Linked DNA regions of Mus musculus: regions 1 and 3 are each linked to region 2. A link is a loop called in an ENCODE intact Hi-C map of the cell type or tissue named here. Cell type or tissue: left cerebral cortex. All regions are shown on one strand.

The links. Hi-C counts contacts between places; a loop is a spot of excess contacts. Peaks named below come from ENCODE experiments on the same cell type or tissue, not always from the same donor. Only the 100,000 strongest peaks of a DNase experiment are listed, where the experiment ranks them.
Region 1: it touches region 2 in a loop (6-fold over the local background); 6 of 42 quality-filtered maps call a loop at or near these places.
Region 3: a loop joins it to region 2, with 2.0 times the contacts of the local background. A loop is called at or near these places in 7 of 42 quality-filtered maps.

What each region holds. Positions count from the first base shown.
Region 1 is chr3:106,935,943-106,943,942 of GRCm38, reverse strand. It overlaps Gm27008 (a long non-coding RNA gene), which reads left to right. Exons shown (of 6, transcript XR_867553.3): 3 at 2,846-3,206; 4 at 4,935-4,981. Among named protein-coding and RNA genes, the nearest start is that of Gm27008, 42 kb to the left of the region's middle. In left cerebral cortex, a CTCF peak has its summit at 3,657 (motif pointing left); DNase peaks (open chromatin) are centred at 728, 3,659 and 7,719; H3K27ac peaks cover 213 bases.
Region 2 is chr3:107,032,460-107,040,459 of GRCm38, reverse strand. It overlaps Kcna3 (potassium voltage-gated channel, shaker-related subfamily, member 3), which reads right to left and starts at 4,298. Exons shown (of 1, transcript NM_008418.2): 1 at 2,331-4,298. The coding sequence starts at 4,037. The coding sequence ends at 2,451. AI504432 (expressed sequence AI504432) reads right to left here and starts at 956. Exons shown (of 2, transcript NR_033498.1): 1 at 890-956. It overlaps Gm38712 (a long non-coding RNA gene), which reads left to right. Exons shown (of 4, transcript XR_003954542.1): 4 at 1-894. In left cerebral cortex, no CTCF peak of the experiment used is centred here; DNase peaks (open chromatin) are centred at 3,329, 3,699, 4,090, 4,402 and 5 more places; H3K4me3 peaks cover 5,021 bases; H3K27ac peaks cover 4,939 bases.
Region 3 is chr3:106,952,124-106,960,123 of GRCm38, reverse strand. All of the region lies in intron 1 of Gm27008 (a long non-coding RNA gene), which reads left to right. Among named protein-coding and RNA genes, the nearest start is that of Gm27008, 25 kb to the left of the region's middle. In left cerebral cortex, CTCF peaks have their summits at 3,838 and 4,048; DNase peaks (open chromatin) are centred at 2,443, 2,764, 3,905, 4,049 and 1 more place; H3K27ac peaks cover 918 bases.

The DNA of each region.
Region 1 (8,000 bases), 97 kb after region 2:
TTCTTCTCCAAGCCTTTTCTTTGAATTTAGAGGCCATTAAAATTGTATCTGGACTATATTATTTTCTAATTTTGCATAAAATCATTTTCTAATTTGAAATGTTCTATTTCTTTATCTACTTTTTAAACAACCCATATTAAAACTATCTACTTAGCCTGGTGCTATAGATGTACAGTAAATATTTGAATACTGGAAGAATAAATATTTAAATATATTTCTGAGTTTTCTCCTCCAATAAAGGCAAACATGAAAATAACATCTATTAAGTTTTCCTTTATATTCTTTTATTTTCTCTTGGAACACTTTCTTCCCTTCAGCCTCCACATCTTAGCTGGATATTACCTTTTCCTGTCAAGCATAGCACCTTCTTTCTTTTCCAGACATGATTCTAAGTGTTTGCCACCTTGATCTCAGTACAGTTAATGGTCAAACACCTACTTTTGTAATTGTTTGCACTCATCTATCCTTGCTTGCTAGACTTTGAGCCATTTCAGGACATGCCTGTTCCTTCTTCATCTTTGTAGCTGCAGCATATGGCACATGGCCTTGTCTGAAGTAGGTTAATAAATGTTTGAATGTCAAGAAAAAGAATAAAGCAATTCAGTCTTGCTTATATAACCTACTGAACATTTCTCCCCTGAATTCTGTAACAGGAAAACTTACTTTCAGCACATTTTTACTGGGTTCCTGCTTTATGCCAGTTTTTTTTAAAATATAGATCATGGGATATTATCATGGTCCATCAGGTGAAGAAGACCTACACAGCATGCCCATTAGCATATTCAAAGTAATCTAGATTCAGTACTTAAATACCAGCATAAAGAAGGTGACTAAGAGAGTGGGGGAGATGGAGATGACTAATTTCATCATGGAGTTCAAAGATATTTGTAGCTTGAGGTTGACTATAAATGAGTAGAATTTTAGCAGGCAGGCATGGATATGGGAAACTTATGTCATGTAGAGGGAATAGTTGTCATTCATGTATCAATTCATTCTACAAGATTTAATGGAGGACTGAGGTTTCTAGTATGAAGACACTTTTTTTTTCATCCTTGTATTCATGAAGACTTAGTATGATCCTGGTGTATGATAACTTTTCAGTCCATTCTTATTGTGAGATAGTTTATGAATAGTGAGGTAAACAAGACAGGAAAAGATAGTTTAAACCAAAGTGGGAAGGATCCAGTTCTGCTTGTGTAGGTAGTCACCGAGGGTTCTTGACTTTGGGGAGGATACAGTCACACCTGGTTAGAAGTGAAGGTTAGATTATGGAAGAAGAGTTAGGAAGCACTGTATACCCTTTCCGTGTCTCCAGTACATTTGCTTGTATTCTTAACCCCAACAGAAGAAGTTAGAGCATCTCTGGGAGTTTCAATGACCTTCTTGTAGAGGAAAAAATGCACATGCTCATGCACATAAAATTTAGTAACTCTTAAGTTGGACTTAAATAAGTTGGACTGCAGAAGTCATCAAGCCCCACCTAATCACTGGGGACTTCACCTTGATTCTTTATTGTCTCATTCCTAAAAAATAGGTTCAAAGCAACGAAGCTTTAAACTTTAAAGCTTTCTACATATTCTAGAAATGTTTACAACAGAAAAGAGTAAGGGATAACAACATGGCTTAGTGGGTAAAAGTTCTTGCTGGCAAAATCTGACATTATGAGTTTGACCCCTGGAATTCATAAATGAAGAAGGGAAGCAACTCCTGGAAATTGTCCTCTGGCTTCCTTATGAGTGTATCCAAACTCACACATATCTACCATACACATACAATAATTAAAAACACAACAATTTAAAAACTAGAGAGAAAGAACACTATAAGAACTCTAAACTTCTTTTAAAGAAAACATTGCCCAGAGAATAAAATGTTTAAAAAGGGATAAAATGAATTAATACATGCTCATACAAATCCATAATATAACTAAAATTGACAAGTTTAAAAGAAGCAAAGAAATTTCACTGAGAACAGAACAGATATGAATAAGAAAAGGATGCTTACAGTGGAAGATTCCAATACCAGTTAATAGAAACTATGGAAGGGGGGGACGTAGGGAGTAGATGAAAATTGAATTATCAAAGAAATATTTGATAAAGTTTTTCACATGTGTGTGTGTATAAGATGCACATTTGTGCTAGGCATGGTGGGTCATGTCTTTAATCCTAGGACTCTGGAGGCAGAGGCAGGAGACCTTTGAGTTCGAGGCTTGCCTGGTCTACAGAGCAAGTTCCAGAACAGTCAAGGCTACACAGAGAAGCCCTGTCACAAACAAACAAGCAAACAAGCAAACAAACAAACAAACAAACAAACAAACAAAGGGCCTTTGTGCATATATGTGTATTTGCTGTTATGTTAGTGCATGTGTGCATACAGGTGCACTTGGTACGCATGGGTGTCAGGTCTCAAAATTGATGTTAGTTGTCTTCCTCAGTTAAGCCCAGAACTCCCTGATTGGGCTACTTGTATAGTTCCAGGATCCCATCTCTGCTAGAATTGCATGGGGGCCAGCATGTCCAAGAAACTTCTTATGTCATTTCTGGGGATCTGAACTTTGGTCTTCATGCTTACAATGCAACTGCTTTGCCTGCTCAGCTAGCTCCCCATTCCTGATAGCCTTTTTCAAACCATATATATATGTATATATATATGTGTGTGTGTGTGTGCATATATATATATATATATATACATATGTATGTATATATATGAATAACACTTGAGTATTGTGCAGTGTGCAGCTCTAGAAGGGTACAATTCTAATTCCAGGCCACTATCTCTGACTTGCAATGGTTCCATCATGTAACAGTGATACTTATTTAAATAAAAACTGTACTTTGATCTTTTCTAGGTCCACTGATAGGACAATTTCTTGAGATGCTGGGCAGCAGCCACGAGTTGAAGCTCCCTATCATTCTCCATCATAGGTGATGGATGGGTACTCAGCCATGTACCATAGTACATGACACCAGTATTTTTGAATATTTTGACTTCTGTTTTAACATACCACCATGTCTAAAAATTATTCACCTGTGCATATACATGAGATATTCACCACTTTGTTGTGAAAGTGACTGACTCTGTGTTAGATGATTTCATCCAACTACAGGCTAATTCAGATATTCTGAAGTTCATCTTCCTAAGTGCCTTAAAGGTACTCTGGCTGAAGATGTTTTCAAGCTTCGATGGATTAACTTGGATTCAACCTTCGTGTAAGTCACTGAGCAACTGTGCTTCATGCTTCTTCAAATTGAGGTTTCTATTAATTTCCAGGCTTATGGAGTATCTTTGCCTCTTAGGGACAAGACCAGGGGTGGGGCAGATTACTGTGAATGGAGTTTATTCTATAGACTTTTCAAAACATGCTTTCATTGTTTGTCTCTTACACATATGTGTTTAATATGCATTAGAGATCTAAAATTAAAAGGGGAGAGGATTTGAGATGCACATTTGAGATAGACTCATTAAGATTTGGCAACCTATGAGAGACAGATAAAAAGGAGAAAGCAGAGAATATTCTGCTAAGTAAAGAAGAAACGAAACCAAACCAAACCACTACTAAGACAATGACAAATCCCGTAAACAGAAGAAATTAGTGCCATAGAAGTAAAAAAAATACATGACACAATTTCCAGAGCACATGGTGGACAATAGTGCCACTTGCTGGTAAGTGGGGAATTATACAAGCCTTGGGTTTCAGAGCCACAGTTCCTAATGGCTGCTTTCTCACCAAAAGGATGAGAATCGCTTTTGCTGCTGTTTTTATAAAATACAGTGACATCCTTGATGGAGTAAGATGCCATTTTCAATATTATATATTAGAAATATTCTCATGAAATTAATGAGTATTGTCCAAAGAAAAGGTTATGCTATTGAAAATAACTTTTGTTTTCAAAATTATAAGTTATTTCCATGGTCCTGGGAAAGATAGCTTTTCTTTTAAATTTGAAGAAGGTCAGGTGACACTTTCTTGACAGAGAGATGGATCTTGGATTTTAGGATCTGTTTTTGGAGAATCCCAGGCAAATTCTCTAGCCCAGAAGGGTAGCCACATGAGACTACAATAGACAGATCAGCCTTCTTCCAGCTGCCAGACTCAAGCTGCACAAGAAGGCTCTTCCCCTGGAGTAGATAGACAGTGGAGGCCTGAAAGTGATGTTCCTCACCTAGTCCAGGAGGACTTCCCAGAAACCACAAACCACATCCTGAGTCTCAACCCAAGAAGAGACAGAGATGACAGGAAGGAGAAACAGTCTGGATGGAATGTGGTCCAATTTTATTACTGTCTGACTGTCTTTTACTCTAGTTCAATGAAGGAAGCCTCCCACAGAAATCTATCTCTGATAGATCATGGACCTGTGGAGGAACCCCCTAGTGACTCCTGCCTGGTATCTTCAGTCCCAAAGGAATGCCTCAACCTTTACTACCATTTGGTTTCATGGAATTTACTAATAATGACAAGTCAGACAGCAGATCAATAGACAATAGTCAGTTGTTGTGCGACAGGAGTGGGGTTCTGAGAAGCATACCCTTACATAATTTTGTAAGTAAGTGACTATCACAGATACCTAGACAGTTAGCCCATTGCATACCTAGCCCTTCAGGCATCTGCTCCTTAATTGAGAAGTCTCATGCATGCTACAGATTTCTTCGGGAAAGCAATCTACTCTCACAAGCAACTTATCTAGAGTGTCCCAGAATTCTTAGCTGTTTTCACATCAACTCACAGAATAAATAATGAGTCCAGAATTACTTAAACCTCCAGATTGCAGACGTCAGGCCCACCCTTTCTCTCAACATTGAAAGCAAACTCTGCCATTGTCATTGATGGTCTCAGTGCTGATGTAGCTCAGTGCCTGATCTTCAACTCAGGTCACCAGAAGTTATTCCACATACAATATGGGCTCTTCTTGAAACTGTTTTTGTTTCCTTGCCTTCAGTGACTTCACAGCTTCTGACATCTAGCAATTATTCTTCAAGATCACAGGTAAGTGGGACATGCCTGATGAGAGAGAAATAACCATCATTGATTTTTGTGCTTTGTGGTCCCTAGTCATTTCTAATTCTGTTTCTAGGCCAATCACTCACCATTACTGACAAAATTAACAGTAGATCCTGTTCAATTAGAGGCCAGAGTGAACCAAGCACATGATTATGTCAAACATACAAGAAAGAGATGCTGAAGCTGTGAAGAATGAGCACTTTTCTTTCTATTAATAGGAGTATACTCTAAGACTAAAAAAATACAGTAGAAGAAATACAACTCAGTAGCAGTCACTTATTATAATTGTTAAGGATTGTATACACTATATAATTATATGAGGCTGGTGGCACAGTAACACAAATTACACATCCAGCAACACCTTAAATAAACAGGTGACTAATGCATCACATTACAGTGTGATGTCACTATGATTATGTCATCACTAGAGGCATATTTTAGTTTAAGTATAATATGGGCACTGACATGTGACCTATCATTGATTTAAATGTTGTAATGTGATATATGATTGTTTTGTATTTGTTGACTTTCCTGCTGAGATGGGAAGGTGTCCTAGGACTTGGAAGTCTAGGAATCACACAGCTCAGAGATGGGTAGGTATCCAAGTGGAAGGGCATCCTGAGACACAGGAGCCCAAGAACCATATAGCTCTGAGGAAGCCTCCTCAGCAGAGGTGTTGTAGCTCCCAGGGGACAGTATCCCCAGCTGAGCTGAGGAGCTCAGGGGTCTCAGCCTTGCTCTGCCTTTCCCATTCTTCCCTTTTTATCTTCATTGCTTTCTGTCTTCTTCTGATGAGAGAGTCATACCAGGCAGCACATCTCATAAAAGAGATTTATTGTAGGGTCCAGGGTCTGGAGGGACAAATCCAGGAGTGGCTCCTGGGAGGGAGCAGGCAGCTTCAGGGAACTGCACAAAGGGCAGTGCTTATATAGAGGATCTTGGGGATGGAGCTTTCTAGGGTGGAGATTTCCAGGGTGAGAATTAGTAGAATTTTAAGTCCTGAGCTTGGAGAAGCTCAGGGATTGGTAGCTTCTGCTTGGACTTTTCTGAATGTCTGGAAATGATCATTGTGACAGTTATAAAGACTGGAAAAGTCTTTATGACAGTTAAGGATGTCATGGGAGGAGACTGGCTGCTGGAGTTCTTCAGGTAGAGGCCTGGAAACTTTCTTGCTTTGAGATTTTACAATGTTTACAAAGGGAGCTCACAGAGGGAAATCCTTCCCTGCCTCTTGAGTGGCATTAACAGTCAACAGTAATACTTGTTCTTCTCTCAACATTTCACTTAGAAATCCATTTACACACACACACACACACACACATACACACACACACACACACACACACACACAGACACACACACACAGACACACACACACACACACACACATACACACACACACACACACAGAGAGAGAGAGAGAGAGAGAGAGAGAGAGAGAGAGAGAGAGAGAGAGAGGTATATATGTGCATGTATCTAACTATGTATGATCTTTTCTTCTTTGGACCATCATAGCCTCTAACTTTTATTTAGAGTCTAAATGAACAGGATCCATTAATGTCAATAAGAGCCACATTGAGGCATTGGTTCTCTTTCCCCTCTTTGTTCCAATGCAGGTACCAAGGCAGGGATGTGGAAACTACAAAGGAAGAAACCAGTGAGGCAGTTAGGGATGCTGTACTGCAAACATCTCGACAGGCTTGATTTGAGGCACAGTGGCTCATGCCTTTAATTCCAGCACTTGAGGCAGAGGCACATGGATCCCTGTAAGTTCAAAGCCAGACTGGTCTACACTCAGAGAGTGAGAATTCCAAGACAGCTATCTCTAAATAGACTTTGTAACAGAAAAAAAGTAAACTTGCTCTCTTCAGAGTTTCTGGGCATTTTCAAATTTTTATTTCTCCTCCTCCTCCTCCTCCTCCTCCTCCTCCTCCTCCTCCTCCTCCTCCTCCTCCTCCTCCTCCTCCTCCTCTTCCTCCTCCTCCTCCTCCCCCTTCTCCTCCTCCTCTTCTTCATCCTCCTCCTCCTCTTCCTCCTCTTCCTCCTCCTCCTCTCCCCCTACCCTCCTTCTACTCCTCTTTTTCTTTTTCTCCTCCTCCTTCTCCTCCTCCTTCTATTCTTCTCCACCTCCTTCTCCTCCTTCTCTTCCTTCTCCTCATCCTCCATGAATTGCTCCAGTTTTCTTGGCAAATTTCTGCTCTTTCTTCATGATTTTGATTAGCTGACACTGTCCGTGAGAAGCATTCTTTCAATTAGTTAGACAGTAAGCCTGGGGGCAAGATGAACATTCCTTTGGGAACGTGATTATACTCCTCATGTATACATAGGAAGAAGGCATTTTGAATCAGCTCAAATATGCATCAAAGGAAGAACTATGGAGTAGCCACAGCTCCCCACTCTTCAGGAGAAGGATTTTGGGGGTCACTAATTGGCTGGTCAAGGACTCAGTGTCATTGATCACATTGACAACAAATAATCAGAGGGAAAAAAAAAGAAATAAAGAAAGGGGCAATCAGCCTCAATAGGATACTGTGTCACTTCTACCATTTGGCTATTGACACTTATGAATTTTGAATACTCTGAGATGAAGACATGTAGATTCCATCCACCTTCTGGGTACTATAAATAATTCTGCTATGAGCATGCAAATACAAGTGTCAGCTTGAGCCTCTGAATTCTGGTTATTCTGGGTATACACTCAGAAATAGATGGATCATATGGTAATTCTATTTTTATTTTTTAAGGATATGCTGTTCTGTTTTCTATAGCATTTATACCATTTTAAATCCCCATCAACAGAGGAAATGTGCTCCAATTTCTTCACATCCTCACTGACATGTTTTCCCTCTTTTCATTTTTTTCCCAACCCCTTTAGATTTTTTTTTCTATCGGAAAGGGCTTGCTGAGAAAGTCCAGGCCAGTTTCAAACTTAGAATCTTCCTGCCTCTGTCTCCCAAATTTGGGATTAGAGAACTGTGATTCCCATGAGATTTTCTAAGGGTGA
Region 2 (8,000 bases):
ATTGAATTAATCAAGGTGTCTACATTTCAAAGTGGGAATAAAATTGTTACCTTTATGTTAAGGTCTTTTACGAGATTGCTATGTGTTTAACATCAAAATGGGCCATGAAAGAAACGTCTTTCTACCAAGAATATCAACTGTTACATCAAAATGTAGATTAATGTTCAAAGGTCATACAAGCAAAGGAAAGTAGGTAAAAATCCTATTTCGACACAAAGAACAAACAGAAGCCAGGTAAACATAAATTAATGCCTCTATTTTTTGTGTATTCCCTTTATCTTTCTTGTTATAGTTTCCATTAATACTTCCCACTATATATTAGGTAGGGTTATGAAAGTTTACCTGAAATGATTTTATGTCATGTACTCTAGAGGGACAGACTACTTATGTGTCATTAAATCCCAAAAGCAGTTGTGTACAATTCACATAACACACATAAGGCAAAAAGACTGTTGAAATAAAATGCTAATCATATTTCAATTTTAAGCATTTGTTTCAAGAATGATACCACAGATAATAAGTAATTATGTAAATTAAACTGGGCTACTAACCTAGCAGTTGTAGCATTTGCCTTTTATTCAGTTTAAAGGGGGAAACAAATTGTTCAGAAGCCAAGAGGGTTGGTTAAAGCAATGGAGTACTTTTCAGTTCAGCTTGGGAGAAAGCTGCTCAGAGGGGAATTTTCTGCATCCCTTTGCCATAAACATGGAAACCAAAAGATAACCAGAAACATGGGGAAAATGGGAAGAATTTCTTAATCTTTCTAAAGGCAACTGGCATGTAATATAAAACTGTCTGCTTTGCAAATATAAACCTAGTTATGAACAGAAATGTCCCTGGTTCCCTGCACAATAGACTACTTGTAGGGATCACATAGGACAGGGCTCACCTGATTCTGTCTGTCTGCTGGCAGCTCTCAGCATGTGGCTGTAACTTGCAGGTGTTCTTTCAAGTCTGATCATTTCCTGAACCTCCTTTTTGTAATCCACTCATTAAATTGTGCATCCTCCATATGTTTGAGGTTGATTCTGCTTTTCCAGTGCTGTGATGGTGACAGTCCTGTTGTGGGATCTGGATGTTTTTCTTTTTCTTTTTTTTCTTTTAAATTGAGGAACTCTGAAGGTATCTTGTAGTAATACTTTGGGTACACTGACTCTCACTGGCTTATGTACAGACCATGTTTATATTGTTGTTCTCATTTTATCTGTTGGCTTGCCATTTCTTAATGAAAACTGTACAGAACCATCTTTAAAAATTGCTACCAAACAACTGACATTTAATTCAGATCATGCCTTACGTGTAACGTTCCAAAGATGATAATTTCCTTTTTGATCCAGTCATTATGGGATAACAGCAATGATTTATATAAAATGTAAAAAAGCATTTTGTGATTCATTTAACCTCTATATAGTCTTACACTTAATTTGTGTGGTTTATTCAAATAGTGTTTTTTTCTTATGAAATCATGTAAGTAGGAACCATCTGGAAAGGTTACTGTAGAAACGGCAGGGCCTGGGGTGGGGGTGGGGCTAGAGAGCAAAAGATGCCATGACAACCTTTTTCGGGTTTCCCAGGAAACACGGGTTGCTATGGGAACTGCATCAGTCAGGTCCGAATTAGTAACTTCCGCTGGAAGGGGTGTCTGACACTTTAATCTTCCTGTGATACTGCAGAAGCTTATCTCTCGGATGCATCAGGAATTTCTGTTGTTTCTCCCGGCAGCACTGAAAATGAGTTTCTAGACTTTCGTAGATATTGGCTGGGGCATGAACTCACAACTTCATTGGAATCTGTGTCTAATGTTTTCAAAATGCTTTGCAAACTTTGAAGAGTTAATAGCCAGATCAGGACATTCGGGGCATTTCCCTTTTGGTTCAAAATTATTGTGAACCTTAAGTCCTTAGGGGAGAGATTCAAACTGAAAGATCAGTCAAAAACAAAATAAATTTATAGTGGGCTTACGCGTCAACGCTCTAGTTAGACTTTCCACCCACATATCCAGAGGTTAGGTAGTTACAATAACTAGTCCGGAAATAATATTGAAAAGTCCACCAGTCAGGAGCTTCATTTAGGTTCCGCCTCCTTTACTTAGTAAAGAAACAACTATCTTTTGATTTTGAGGTTAAACAGTTACTCTGACTCTATAGTTTCACTTCCTCTCAGGATGTGGCTGTAGGGCTCACACAAAAAAACCACGCTTAATGTAAGTTTGTTGGTCACAAAATTAAGAGACAGGGAGAGAGAGAAAAAAAGAGCTGAGAGAATGCAGCCCACTTGCAAAAACAGGCACCTGTTTCAGTATGAAGCAATAGGGAGAATGAAGTGTGCTTCCTCACTTCTTGTACTTTCCTTGATGAGTGGTCTGGAAATGTATAAATCAAGGGCATACACAGACCAAGGGGGCATGTTCCACACAATACTGGGCACAGAATTGGCAACCGTATCATATATTAGACATCAGTGAATATCTTCTTGATGTTGACACAGGAGTTGGGGTTATTGTTCGTGGTGCAAGTGGCTGTGGAGTTGCCCGTTTTGAAGGGGGTCTGCGGGAAGGCGCTGTGGTTCATACCCCCCTCTTCGATCACCATATACTCCGACTTACTCAGAGTGGAGTTACTCCGGGCTTTTCGGAGCTCCTCGGCTGAAGAGGAGAGGTGCTGGCAACTGCCCACGTGCATGTACTGGGCTTGCTCTTCCCCTTCTGTCTCCCGGTGGTAGAAGTAGTTGAAGTTGGAAACAATCACAGGAACTGGCAATGCAATGGTCAAGACACCTGCGATGGCACAAAGAGAGCCCACAATCTTGCCTCCTATGGTCACTGGGTGCATATCACCATAACCAACAGTTGTCATGGTTACTACTGCCCACCAGAAGGCATCCGGGATACTGTTAAAACCCGAAGAAGGGTCGTCTGCCTCAGCAAAGTAGACTGCACTGGAGAAAAGGATGACCCCAATGAAGAGGAAGAATATGAGCAGCCCCAGCTCCCGCATGGAAGCCTTCAGCGTCTGTCCTAGGATCTGCAGCCCCTTAGAATGGCGGGAGAGCTTGAAGATGCGGAAAACCCTTACTAGGCGGATGACTCTCAGGATGGCCAGCGACATGGCCTGCTGCCCATTACCTTGTCGTTCAGCCAGCTCAGTGCCCAGAGTGATAAAATAAGGAATGATGGCCACAATGTCTATCAAGTTCATGATATTTCTGGAGAAGGTGGCTTTACTGGGGCAAGCAAAGAACCGCACCAGAAGCTCAAAGGAGAACCAGATGATGCACAAGGTCTCCACCACGAAGAAGGGGTCCGAGAAGCTGGAGGCTCCAGAAGGGGCCCCCGACGTGCTGTTGTTGGCAGCCTCAAACACGTCCTGCGACGGGGAGGCGGGATAGTCTTTCTCATCGCGAAACTCGGGAAGCGTCTCCAAGCAGAAGATGACAATGGAGATGAGAATGACCAGCACTGACACAATGGCAATGCCCCGGGCCGGCCCGGAGCTCTCCGGATATTCGAAGAGCAGCCACACCTGGCGCTGGAAGTCACGGCGGGGCAGGGGTCGCTCCTCCTCCCGCAGGAAGCCCTCATCCTCACGGAACTTTTCCATGGCCTCCTCACCCAGCTGGTAAAAGCGGATCTCCTCGGAGAAGATGTCGATGGGCACGTTGACCGGCCGGCGAATGCGGCCCCCGGACTGGTAGTAGTAGAGGATGGCGTCGAAGCTGGGTCGGTTGCGGTCGAAGAAGTACTCATTGCGGAGTGGGTCAAAGTACCGCATGCGCCGCTTGGGGTCGCCCAGCAGTGTCTCGGGGAACTGGCAGAGGGTCTTGAGCTGCGTCTCGAAGCGCAGCCCAGAGATGTTGATGACCACACGCTCGCCGCAGCAATCTTGCTCGCCCGCGGCGGGCAGCGCGGGTGGCAGTGGCTCGTAGCGGTCGCAGCCGCCACCGCCGCCGCCACTGCCACAGCCTCCCTGAGGCGGGTCCCCGCCACCGCCTCCCGCCGCCTCTGGCTCCAGCAGGTGGTCCCCGGGCACCACGGTCATGTCTGGCGGCAGCTCGGCGTGGCCGGGGCTCTGCAGGATGCGCGCGCCGCCTCCTGCGGGGTCCGGTGCAGGGTGGGCGCGGTGATGGGTGGAGGGCTGCGGCGGTCGAGCGCGGGAGGCGGCGGTGCTTTCCTTCCCTGCTGGCGGCTGCCGGCCCGAGTCGCTCCTCCTGGAGCTCCCCGCCCCACCGCCGCCTCTGCCCTACGAGCCCGGCCCCGCCGCCTGTTGCTGCGGCTGCCGCGAGGCTCTGTCTGGGCTGGCGCGGCCCGCGGGGCTGCACGGTCCAGACGCCTCCTCCTCCCTCCTCCGCACCCCTCCCCGCGGGGCGCGCGCCCGCCTCTCTGCCACCGCCCCCGGGTTTCCCGCCCACCGCGCGCGCGCGCTCCGCTTCCCGCTTGCCACCCTTGTTCCTCGACCTTCTTTGTCACTGGATCGCCGCCAACTTGCACCCCACTCCCCAGACTCCGCGGAACCCCTACCCAGCCACGCTGGCCTTGGAGGAACCCGGCCGCCTGACCTCGTTCCTGGGCTCTGCTTGCTCGCTCCTGGTCAGCGCGCGTTCCCTTCCCGCGCGTGGTCGAGACCTAATCTCAGGGCTGTTATACCCACGCAAGGACCACACCTCATCCCTCGAAGGGAGGCCTCCTGGCCCTTGACACTTTGCCAAGAAGGGCAAGTTCCACTAGAGTAGGTAACAAAAAGTCCCAAGCAAAGGAGGCATCCAGGCATCCAGACCCTGAATGTCTTGGGAGGAGGGGCTGCAGGCTAGGTTGTCTGGGCTAGTGCAGGATAGGATAGTCTGGGGCCAGCATCCGGATTTAGAGGGGTAGAATAATGCTAAAACCTGGGTGTTGGTGCAGTAAACGATATTTTTGGACAGGAAGCAATGGGTTAATGGGTAACATGGGGTCTCAAGTCTTCCCAGCAGTCTAAAAAGAGGGTCCTTAAAGGCATCTGGAGACCTCATTTTTATAATGGTTAGCTCAGTGCGGGCAGAATCAGGGGCAAGTTTCTGGTTGGGATTAGTGAGGGCAGTGGAAAAAAATAAGAGGGAATGGTAAAGAAAATTCACCACACCTTACTGTGTGACGAACAGGCCCAATACCTAGCGTTTAATTAACACAATGATACCTGCCCTTGCAGTAGGGAACTCGAGAAAGTGTATTTTAGCTGTTAATGTGGGAAAGCCTTCATTTTGCAGATTGTGCCTCTCTTGCTTGATATGGGCCTACAGAAAATATTATCTCCCTTAAACTGTTTCTCTAAATTGTGCTGGTTGCTTTAAACATAATTTCTGTTCCCAGACATTTAGCTACCCCAAGTATAAGTACCAGAGTTACAAAATTCTGTTACCCCCTTGAATCATTGCAATCGTTTGCAAAAGAGGAACTATTGTCTAGACATTCACTCATTCCATGAAGTTAGCTGAAAATTCAGTTTGATGTAAGAGTGATCTGTCGTCATGTTTTTCTTACCCCCTCTCCCAACTACTAAACTATGATAAAGAGGGCTTGCCCAACTTCTGTTGTTAGCAACTTGGAAATCCTGGGATCTCAGCATTTGTTTGTTGTACTGAATTCTGCAACAAGTGATGCTTTGTATTTATTTCTGTCTGCTCTGGGGAGATATTTCTTCTTTTGAGTTCAGGACCCTATTGTGATTCCTGGGCTGGGGAGCGAGGGAGAGCTGAGCCAGCAGTCCAATCACCCTACAAGTTTCTAGAGCAGCATTTGGGGGTGTAACAAGCACCAGGTTTTCGTTTGTTTGTTTGTTTGTTTGTTTGTTTTTGTTTTATCATTCCTTCATGTTTCGCTTTACAACCATCTGAGTGCTGGGCACTGCAGAGAGTGGAGTCTATTGTCAGATGAAGAAACTGGGAAACCATTTAAATCCCTCTTAAATACACAGTTTCAGAGCAATCTGTTGTGCAATGGTCAGCTTCTTATTTTAACCAGTGATTAGGGGAACAGTTGATGAATATTTACATATTTATTTTTGTAAATCTAAGATTGGGAAAGACGGAGTGTCACAAGGAGAGCTCACTGAGAGGCAAAGACCCTATTTTTAAAGACTGTTTCTTGCACTTCTATGTCTGACTGGGGAGATGATTTATTCTTACTTTTGCAGGAATTAATACTGAAATTAATATTAATCAAAGGCAAAGGAGATGAGAGCAGAGGATGGTCCCGTGATGGATGGTCACACGTTTCTCCCTGCTGTAAAGTATCTCTCTTTCAGAATGCCTATTCTCACTGCTTTCATCCATTTGCTTTGTCTGGAAGACCTTGATGGCCTTATTAGGACAGCCCTTATCTTAGAATTGAGATCTAGAGAAGTTTAGCAGTTTAGCTCACATAGCTGGTTAGTGACAGGGCTGGTCCTAAAATCTTGGATCGGTCCCAAATCTAGTGTTTGCAGTATTATATTACACTGGGAAACACTCATGCTGATCACCGTGAGCACTTGATAAATACTGGATTTCAAAGAGCAGCCTATTTGCCTCTGATTGCTGACTGTTCTCTTTCAATTCATATTTATTTGAACTGAAAACCAGTGCCTTTTGATGGCTACTTGTTCGCCTATAGGAAACGGGCTGGTGGGAGCGTTCCAGCCCTGTTGGACAGCAGAACCAGTTGCAACAAATCAATGTCAAAAGTGGCACTTCAGGGGGACACATACCATTTATTTAGTACCCCCAGGGGAGTAGCTCAAAGTGATTTGATAATGTCTCATTAATCCTCATGACACCCCTGTGAGATAATAATAATATTATTATTATAATGTTTAAGTGTAGAACTGTGGCAAAGCAAACAGCTTCTCAGAGCCTGTGCAGGATTGCTTTGCATTTCAGTCCCTAGTATTCAAGTCGAAGTAAAACCATCAGGTTTGCAAGCAGCAAGTGAGTCTTAGCATTTGGCCTTTCTATTTGCTCTACGTATAGGTTTGGCTTCTGACCTGCCGTAGCAGGAATAGAAATAGCTTCGCATTTGTTCACCAGATGGGAAGCAACATCTGGGAATAGCTCTGGGGTATCTGAGGATGTGAAAGGATTAGGAACTATCCTAACTCACATTTATAGATACAAGAATGGAGAAAGAACAATTACCCACATACTAGGCATTGTGCTTTCCTAACTTTAAATATATAGACCTGTCCGTTATTAAGAATTCAACTTACACAGAATTCAGAAGAAAGGCTATAAGTCTGTGCCTTTAGTTAACAATACAAGAATTCAATGCTTTTAATTAACAATACAGGAAAGTAAAGAAATAGCATAGGATATAACCTGTAGCCATTCAGCCCATTGAAGCCAGGCAGGGTCATGGTGATTCTGAATCATATCAAGTTAATTTCTATATCAGTCTTCATACTTTCTCTTCCCTGTCCCTCAAATGCTCTTTCTCTAGATTTTCACATGACTTGCTCCATAACAGTATTTCTTCATGTAAAAAGTAAGTAATGCCTTCCCTCACCGCTACTGCCTGATTTTAAATAAATACTCTTTCCTCTCTCTTCCATCTGTGCTCTGTTAATCTGCTTCCCTCTCCTCCTTGGATTAACTTACTGAAATTATATTTTGTGTTTTTATTTACATGTATTAGTTATATATAACAATAGATTTAATTATAATTTTATATACTTCATATTGTATTTTAAAAGTCATACTCACTCCCCTTAACCTATCTTCCCACCCCCAAAAGATTCTCTTCTTCCTCCATCTAGTCTCCATTCTAGGTTCATGGGTCTCTCTCTCTCTCCCTCTCTCTCTCTCTCTCTCTCTCTCTCTCTCTCTCTCTCTCTCTCTCTCCTTCTCTCTTTCTCTCTCTCTCTCTCTGTGATTTTTTAAAAGGGAGATTATGTACAAGATTATGGATTCTCCATCAGTGGTGGAAGTACTGAAAATAAGTTTTCTTTCCCAGTGACCATTATCAGGGAGAGAGAAGTGAGACCTCATGAGCCTCC
Region 3 (8,000 bases), 80 kb after region 2:
TCTGTATTTGCCAGGCACTGGCATAGCCTCATACGAGACAGCTATATCAGGATCCTTTCAGCAAAATCTTGCTGGCATGAGCAATAGTGTCTGGGTTTGGTGGCTGATTATGGGATGGAACCCTGGGTGGGGTAGTCTCTGGATGGTCCATTTTTTGCAGATGATGGCCTAGTCAGCCATCATTGGGAAGAGAGGCCCCTTGGTCTTGCAAACTTTATATGCCCCAGTACAGGGGACTGCCAGGGCCAAGAAGTGCGAGTGGGTGGGTAGGGGAGCAGGGAAGGGGGAGGGTATAGGAAACTTTCAGGATAGCATTTGAAATATAAATAAAGAAAATATCTAATAAAAAAAGAAAAAAAGAAAGGAAAGTTGGGTAATAATAATAATAATACACACACACACGTATGCAAGGTATGATGTCATATACTTTAACATCAGCATTTGGAAGACAGACATATGTGGATCCCTATGAGTTTGAGGCTAGTTTGGTCTACATAGTGAGTTCCAGGTTAGCCAAGGATACACAATGAGCCCCTATCTTAAAAAAACAGTAAACTTAGTTGGGAAGATTAACTTCTAGTTTTGTATATAGAGTACAGCATGGGAACTATTAATAATAATAATCTAATACATTCAATAGCTAGAAGGGAGACTTTTGAATATTTCCAACTTGAAGAAATGATAAATATCTGCAGTGATAGGATATATTTTGATTACTTTGATTTGACTGCTGCATCCTATCATCTGTGCTGTATTGTATTGTACCACATGCTATGAATATGTATAATGATTTTGTCAATTAAAATTTTGAAAATATAAAATTTGAATACATTGAAAGACATCAGGGATTCTTACATACAGGGGAAAGGGCACATAAGAACACGGTGAGAAACTGTTCAAAGACAAAGATTTAGGAGAAAGATTTATTCTTTGATCTTGGGCTTCTGATCTGATGACGTATGAGAAAAATAAATCTCGTGTTGCTTAAGCCAAAACAAGTAACCATAACACCTATGAGTCTCCTTTGTTCTCTGACCCAAGGCTAGGGCAAGATAACTGTCCTAGTTGTCATGGCTCCTGAATTCTTGGGCCATACAAACCAGAAGTAGGATGTATACATTTCTGGGGTCAAAGAGGAGAATCCAGGATGTAGTGCTTTGAGGGTTAGGAGAGGAAGTTTAAAGTGACATTTTAGTTGAGATTTAAAGTTCAAGTAGGAATCAAGGGTGATTGGAAATGTCAGATGATTATTAAAACATGCACAGTGGATCATAAATGAAAAGTCTACTTTTGAAAAGAGATGTGTAGTTTTCTAGAGCCCACTGTTTGAGGCAAGGAGTCATAAGAGTTGTAGCTGGAGAACTATATAGAAAGCAGATCGTACATGGCCTTGGGCTTTGAACGGAAAAGCAGGTCCTACGCAAGGAGAGAGATTCACAGCTTGAAAGGTGTTTATCAGAGAATAACATGAATCCTGTTCTCTCAAAAGTCCTTTCAAGGAGCTTGTGTGGAGTAGAATGGATGGGGAAGATAGCCCATCTTGGGGTCTATTACTATATCCACTTAGGCAAAAGCGAACAGTATGAGGAACTCTACCCCATAGGATTGAGAGCAGATGGGTTTGTCAGATCGTTGGGAGTCAGACTCTATAAGATTAGTGTTGAGTTGAATACAAAATGTGAGAGAGATGAGTAGGGAGTGAAGATGCCTCACAGTTCTGGCTCTTGCTGCATTGCACTTTCTTTTTGTGGGTGACTGACTCATCAAGCCAATGGATCTGAGTATTGAGTCTCTAAGTGATTTATTTGGCTGAGTGTTCTGTAGATGGATCTGTATCTTCCCACTTATAGTCCCCACTGCTGTTCTCATCTCTGAATTCTGTATCTTATGTTCTCTCTTGAGACTTTACCTAAGTTCCAGGAAGACTCTGACTGGGCATAAGGGGTGATACAGGGGAAGACTAGGGAATTAAAGATGGTTGCATGTTTCAATTTGCTGTTTTATTTCCAAGAAAATAACCTCCTTTCCGACTTCAGTATTTGCTTTGAGCTACAGGATAAATCCCCTGTCTATTTTTGTCTGCCACTCAGTGTCAACGTGGTGATACTTGGAGAAATGGACGAATAGTTTTTCTATATCACAGAGGGCAAGGAAGACATGAACTTACTTACTTGTTATTTCCTTTCTTTCTGAGTACCTACCAGTATCTTTCCTTGGAAGGTTGGGAAGGGGAACCAAAGAAAGCATTGTTGGTTCTGTGGAGGTTAAAGCACCCCTTGTCTTGTTTTTTGAGCTGAAAATCCGTCAAAGGCAAAACAAACATCAGAGCGGAACTGTCATCTGCTAATCAAGATGTGTAGGTGAAAGGGAAGGCTAGGGAGCAAGAGAGAGATGCCTGACAGATGGCGCAGTTTCCCACAGACAGAGGACACCTGGACCACTGCACAGGGGCCAGGGGATGCATGAAGGAAATTAAACGTGCCCAGCACAGGCTTCTGGCAGGGATGGGCAGAGGATGCCTTTGGAGCCATCTTTCTGGACAGCACCTTTAAGCTGCTATAGTTATTTTAGGGAAAGCCTGGATATTTCTCTAACCTTTCCCACTCTGCCTTAGAAACAAGAGGATGTAGCTCAGTCTGCAGTGGAAATGACAGTGCAGCAGGAGGCATCAATTGTGTGAGTTTTTGAGACTGACTAGAGCTGTTCCAAACGAGCTTTTCCACAAGCTGGGGTGGAGCGCTGCAGAGTGTGATGGGGGCCCTTGTTTCCATCAGCTTTTCAAAACATTCCCAAGAAGTTTGATCTTGCTTGGCAGGAACTTCCTACCGGCTGTGCTGGTGAAATAAGGGGGACTTGCCATTTTGAGCTATTTTTCATCCTGGTGACACTTTTTGAAGAACTACATCATTAGCCAGGCTGAAAGTGGTTTTCAAACATTTCTCTGCTCAGGCATTCCAGTCAGGGCTAGAGAGGCTGGTGCGGAGAGGGGGGTGACCCTGGAACCATGCAGGAGGGGGGATGGCCCTGCTTTGGGGCTGCATTGTTTTCAGAGCTAGCAAAGGGTAGTGAGTAGAGTCTTTGTGGGTGTGTCATCCCCCCAAAAGTCAGGAAGAGTAGCCTCACACTCTACTGATGTGTCTTAAGATGCTTTCTGGAGTTTCATCCAGGCCCTTCAACCTCACTTTTATGTCTCATCAGAAACTGATGAGCTCCGGTCTCTGTGAGAGGATCCTCTGATCACAGAGATTTTAAAACCCAAATTCTTAGTTTTTATTCTTAAAATATTGAATTTCTTTTTTCTTTTCTCTTCTTTTCTTTTCCTTCCTTCCTTCCTTCCTTCCTTCCTTCCTTCCTTTCTTTCTTTCTTTCTTTCTTTCTTTCTTTCTTTCTTTCTTTCTTTCTTTCTTTCTTTCTTTCTTTCTTTCTTTCTTTTTTAAGTGGATTTTCAGTCAGACATGGAGGCTTACCTCTATAATGCCAGCTAAGACAGGAGGATTGTCCTGAGTGCTAAGGTAGTCTGGAAAACAGGATGCAATCCAGACAAGTCTGTGTTACAGAATGAAATCCTATCTTGTTCCCTCTTCACAAAAGAAAAGTGTTGGGGGGGGGGCGGTAGGGGGGTGGAATCTTGGAGCTGACTTTAGAGTCCCTGAATGTGATGATTTACATTGGGAAGTGGCCACCTGCATTCTTTTTTTCTTTTTTGACAGGGTTTTTCTGTATAGCCCTGGCTGTCCTGGAACTCACTTTGTAGACCAGGCTGGCCTCAAACTCAGAAATCTGCCTCCTGAGTGTTGGGATTAAAGGTGTGTGCCAGCACTCCAGTCAGCCACCTGCATTCTTAACAAGCCTCTGGGGGGTATAAAATCCACACAGACGTTTGGAAAGTGTTATGTTTGAACATCTGTTCCTGAGCATTCTACCCTCCTTGGCTGTAGAATTTCTGTAGCTAGGGGACTCAGAGCCACTGTGGGCTTGTGCCACAACAGTGGTTCTGCGAGTTCCAGCTGAGAAATGCTGGAAAACCCAGGTCCAAAACAGAGGCTACCACAGGGCAGCCGCCAGGGCGCTGCTGGAAATTCAGAGGGAGCTGTCAGGCCCCTCAGCCAGCTGGGAGCTCGGCTCTGATTCTGAAATGTCAGGGCTTCTCAGGATGCCTCTCTGGAGAGCTGACTGCTCCCAAAGAACGAGATAATAATTGCATTGAAAATTCAGGAGAAGCAGAAGGCTTGTAGAACACGTTGGGAATTTTAATCACTTTCTCAGAATGGCTTTGATTAACATGCCTTCCAGCCCTTTCTAGGTGTGTCCAAAGCCTTCCTAGTTTTAGCTGACAGGTAATTAGTGCTCTAGCTGAGAAGGGAATGGCAGGCTGCTCAGATCAACTAAGACAATGCATACAAAGACACCACAGCAACTGTAAAGGCTCCAGCTGGAAAGGAGAGCTCCTGACCCCAAATGCAGTTCAGACTCCTTTCACCCGGAGCCACTCAAAGACCCATACACATCAAATCATCTAACACCATTGCTCGGTTGCTCAAGCTGTCTTCCTCCTGTCCAGAATGCACCGGAGATCTGTGCTTTTTTCTGCCTACAGACTCTACTCATTTCTCCAGGCTGAGTTCATGTCAGATGGCTTGGGAGCAAGGCCCTTCTCCCTGGCAGAATCAAGCACTCTGTGCTTTCCCATGTTAAGGCATTTTGAAAAGAAAAAACCTGTACAGTTTCTGGCATGTAGTAATTACACAGAAAATATTCTCTTCATTTAGCTCAGTTTCTTTCTATGCATGTCTGTCTCTTCCAGCATAAGAAATGAGCTTCTCAATCTTGGTATTCAACAATGACTACACAAAGCCTGGCTAATGAATGCTCAACAAATGTCTGCTGAATTAAAGCAAGAATATCAGTAAGAGCACATAACCTGGAAGATGTGAGAGAGAACGGACTTGCTCAGATGGGAGTCCTTTCCAAACACCAGATCACCCTGGGTTCATCCAAGAACTATAAGGACAAAAGGAACACATGTGATTCTAATCTATAAGTACCAAGAAAATCCTACCAATATCCCCACAAGGATAGCATGCAGTCTTGTTTATCACTGGTGGTGCTTTATGTTGCCTTAACTCAGAGTTCAAAAAGATACACAGAGGGGTTCCCTGGGCCCCCTTCCCCCAGGCCTCAGTTGTTCCTCCTGCAGTGCGGGACACAGAAAATCATGACCATATGAGTAATTCTGCCTTTTCTCCCTTCTGACACATCTTTAGGAGACAGGTGTCATTGGGGGTAGGTGTGTTATGGCTCTTCAGAAACAGAGCCATTTGTTACAAGTAGTAGGAAGCATAAGTGACAGGGCTGGAGATGGAGAAGAGACTCATAGCTGCTTTTTTATTCTTTTTCTTCAACTTTTTCTGATGCCACATTACATGATAAAATATTCAAACCTACAAGTAAAAGAGAATAAAACTCACTACCCTGCTAGCACATCGCAAGGAACATTCTATTCCAAGCTTTGGCCAACAGCTTTATTCCTATATGATGATCAATATATAGGAATAAATCATATATCAATATCATATAGGAATAAATCATATATCAATATCATATAGGAATTTCTTAAAAATGCAGAATCTTAGATATAAATGTGGTGACAGATGCCCTTACTGCCAGCATGCGGGAGAAGGAGAGTGAGGCAGAAGGATCTCTGAGTTTGAAGCCAGCCTGGTTTACATAGTGGGTTCCAGGCCATTTAGGTTACACAGTGAGACTCTGTCTCAAAACAGACAGACAAACAGGCAGACAGAAAGCAGAAAAAAAGAACCCTAAACTCCAAGGAAAACAACAACTAACTTACAGAATCTCAGGTCCTGCCCTAGACCTACTAAGTCAGAATACAACTTTTAAGAAGATCCATAGGTTCAGGCATCGTGTAGCATCAAACAATTGTGCGTGTAAAGAAAACCAGGAAAAACAGTTGTAAATGATGTTTAAAAGATATTATATTCAAGATTTGGGGAAAATGAAACGAATTTTCTAATAAGAATTACTAAGGCCTGTCATGGTGAGGTGATAGGAAATATTCTGTGAGACTATATTTCATAAAACAGGGTGGATGGTACTTGTGGAAGAATGACATTTGAGGTTGTCCTCTGGTATACACACACACACACACACACACAAAGAGAGAGAGAGAGAGAGAGAGAGAGAGAGCGCCAGTCAAACACTATTCACAAGATTGTTTTAATTATTCTAAATCCTTTTTAATTTCTCATGAAAGTCAGCCTATCTTTCTTTTTAAACAAACACTGACATTTTGACTGTGTTTTCAATGACCCTGTAGATTCTTTGGGAAAATAGATATCTCAATAATGTCTGGTTTTGCAATTCATGAACATAATCTGCATTTCCATTTCTTTAACTCTTTTAATTTCCCTTGACAGTGTTTTATAGTTCTCAGCATAGGCTCCTTTTATTAGAGGTCTAGATGTCTAAATTTTTGATAAATGATATATTTTTAAAATTATTTTATTATTTTATTATTTTACATTTAGAATGTTGTCCCCTTTCTCAGTCCCTTCTCCATGAACTCTGCCCACCACACCCGCTTCCCCTTTGCTTCTAAGAGGGTATTCCTCCACTTACCCACCCACTCCCACCTCATTCCTCTTCTCTGGGGCATCAAACCTCCTTAGGGCCAAGCATATCGCCTCTCATTAAGGCCAGATAAGGCAGTCCTCTGCTACATGCATAGCAGGAGCCACAGACGCCCATGTATGCTCTTTGGTTGGTGGCTTAGACCCTGGGAGCTCTGAGGGGTCTGGTTATTTGATATTGTTGTTCTTCCTATGGGTTGCAACCCCCTTCAGCTCCTTTAGTCCTTCCCCTAACTCTTTCATTGGGGTCCTTGCACTCAATCCAATGGTTGGCTGTGAATATCTGCATCTATCTTAGTCAGGTGCTGGCAGAGCCTCTCAGAGGACATCCAAGCCAGACTTCTGTCTGCAAGCACTTCTTGACATCAGCAATAGTGTCTGTGTTTGGTGTCTATAGATGGGATGAATCCCAAAGTCTCTGGATAGACTTTACTTCAGACTCTGCTCCATTTAAATTTTTTTTTTGTCCCTGCATTTCCTTTAGACATGAATAATTCTGGGTTAAAATTTTTGAGATGGATGGGTGGCCTCATCCCTCAACTGGGGGCCATGCCTACCTACTGGAGGTGGCCTCTTCAGGTTCTATCTCCCTGTGGTTGGGCATTTAGGCTAATGTCATCACCATTGGGTCCTGGGAGCCTCTTGCATGCCTGGTGTCTGGAACTTTCTAGTGGTTCTTCCTCCCTTGTTCCTCACTCCGTACTGCTACATATTTCTACTCATTCTCCTGGACTTCTGGGTTTCTCTCCTGTCTCCCCCCCCCATACCTGATCCTGCTCCCCTTTTCTTTCCCCTCCCCTCTCTCACCCAGGTCCCTCCTTACTTCTGCCTCCCATGATTATTTCATTCCCCCTTCTAAGTGGGATTTAAGCATCCACACTTTGGCCTTCATTCTTGTTAAGCTTCATGTGGTCTGTGAATTGAATCATAGATATTCTGAGCTTTTGGGCCAATATCCACTTATCAGTGAGTACTATGTGTGTCCTTTTGGGCCTGGTTTGCTTCATTCAAGATTATATTTTCTAGTTACATTCATTTGCCTACAAAAATCATGCAGTCATTATTTTTAATAGCTGAGTAGTATTCCGTTGTGCGTATATATACCACATTTTCTGTATCCATTCTTCCATTGAGGGACATTTGTTTTTTTCCAGCTTTTGGATATTATAAGTAAGGCTGTTATGAACATAATGGAGCATGTGTCCTTCTGATATGGTGAAACATTTTTTGGATATATACCCAGGAGTGGTATAGCTGGGTCTTCAGGTAGAACTATTTCCAGTTTTCTGAGGAACAACCAGATTGATTTCCAAAATGATTGTACCAGCTTACAACCCCACCAGCAATGGT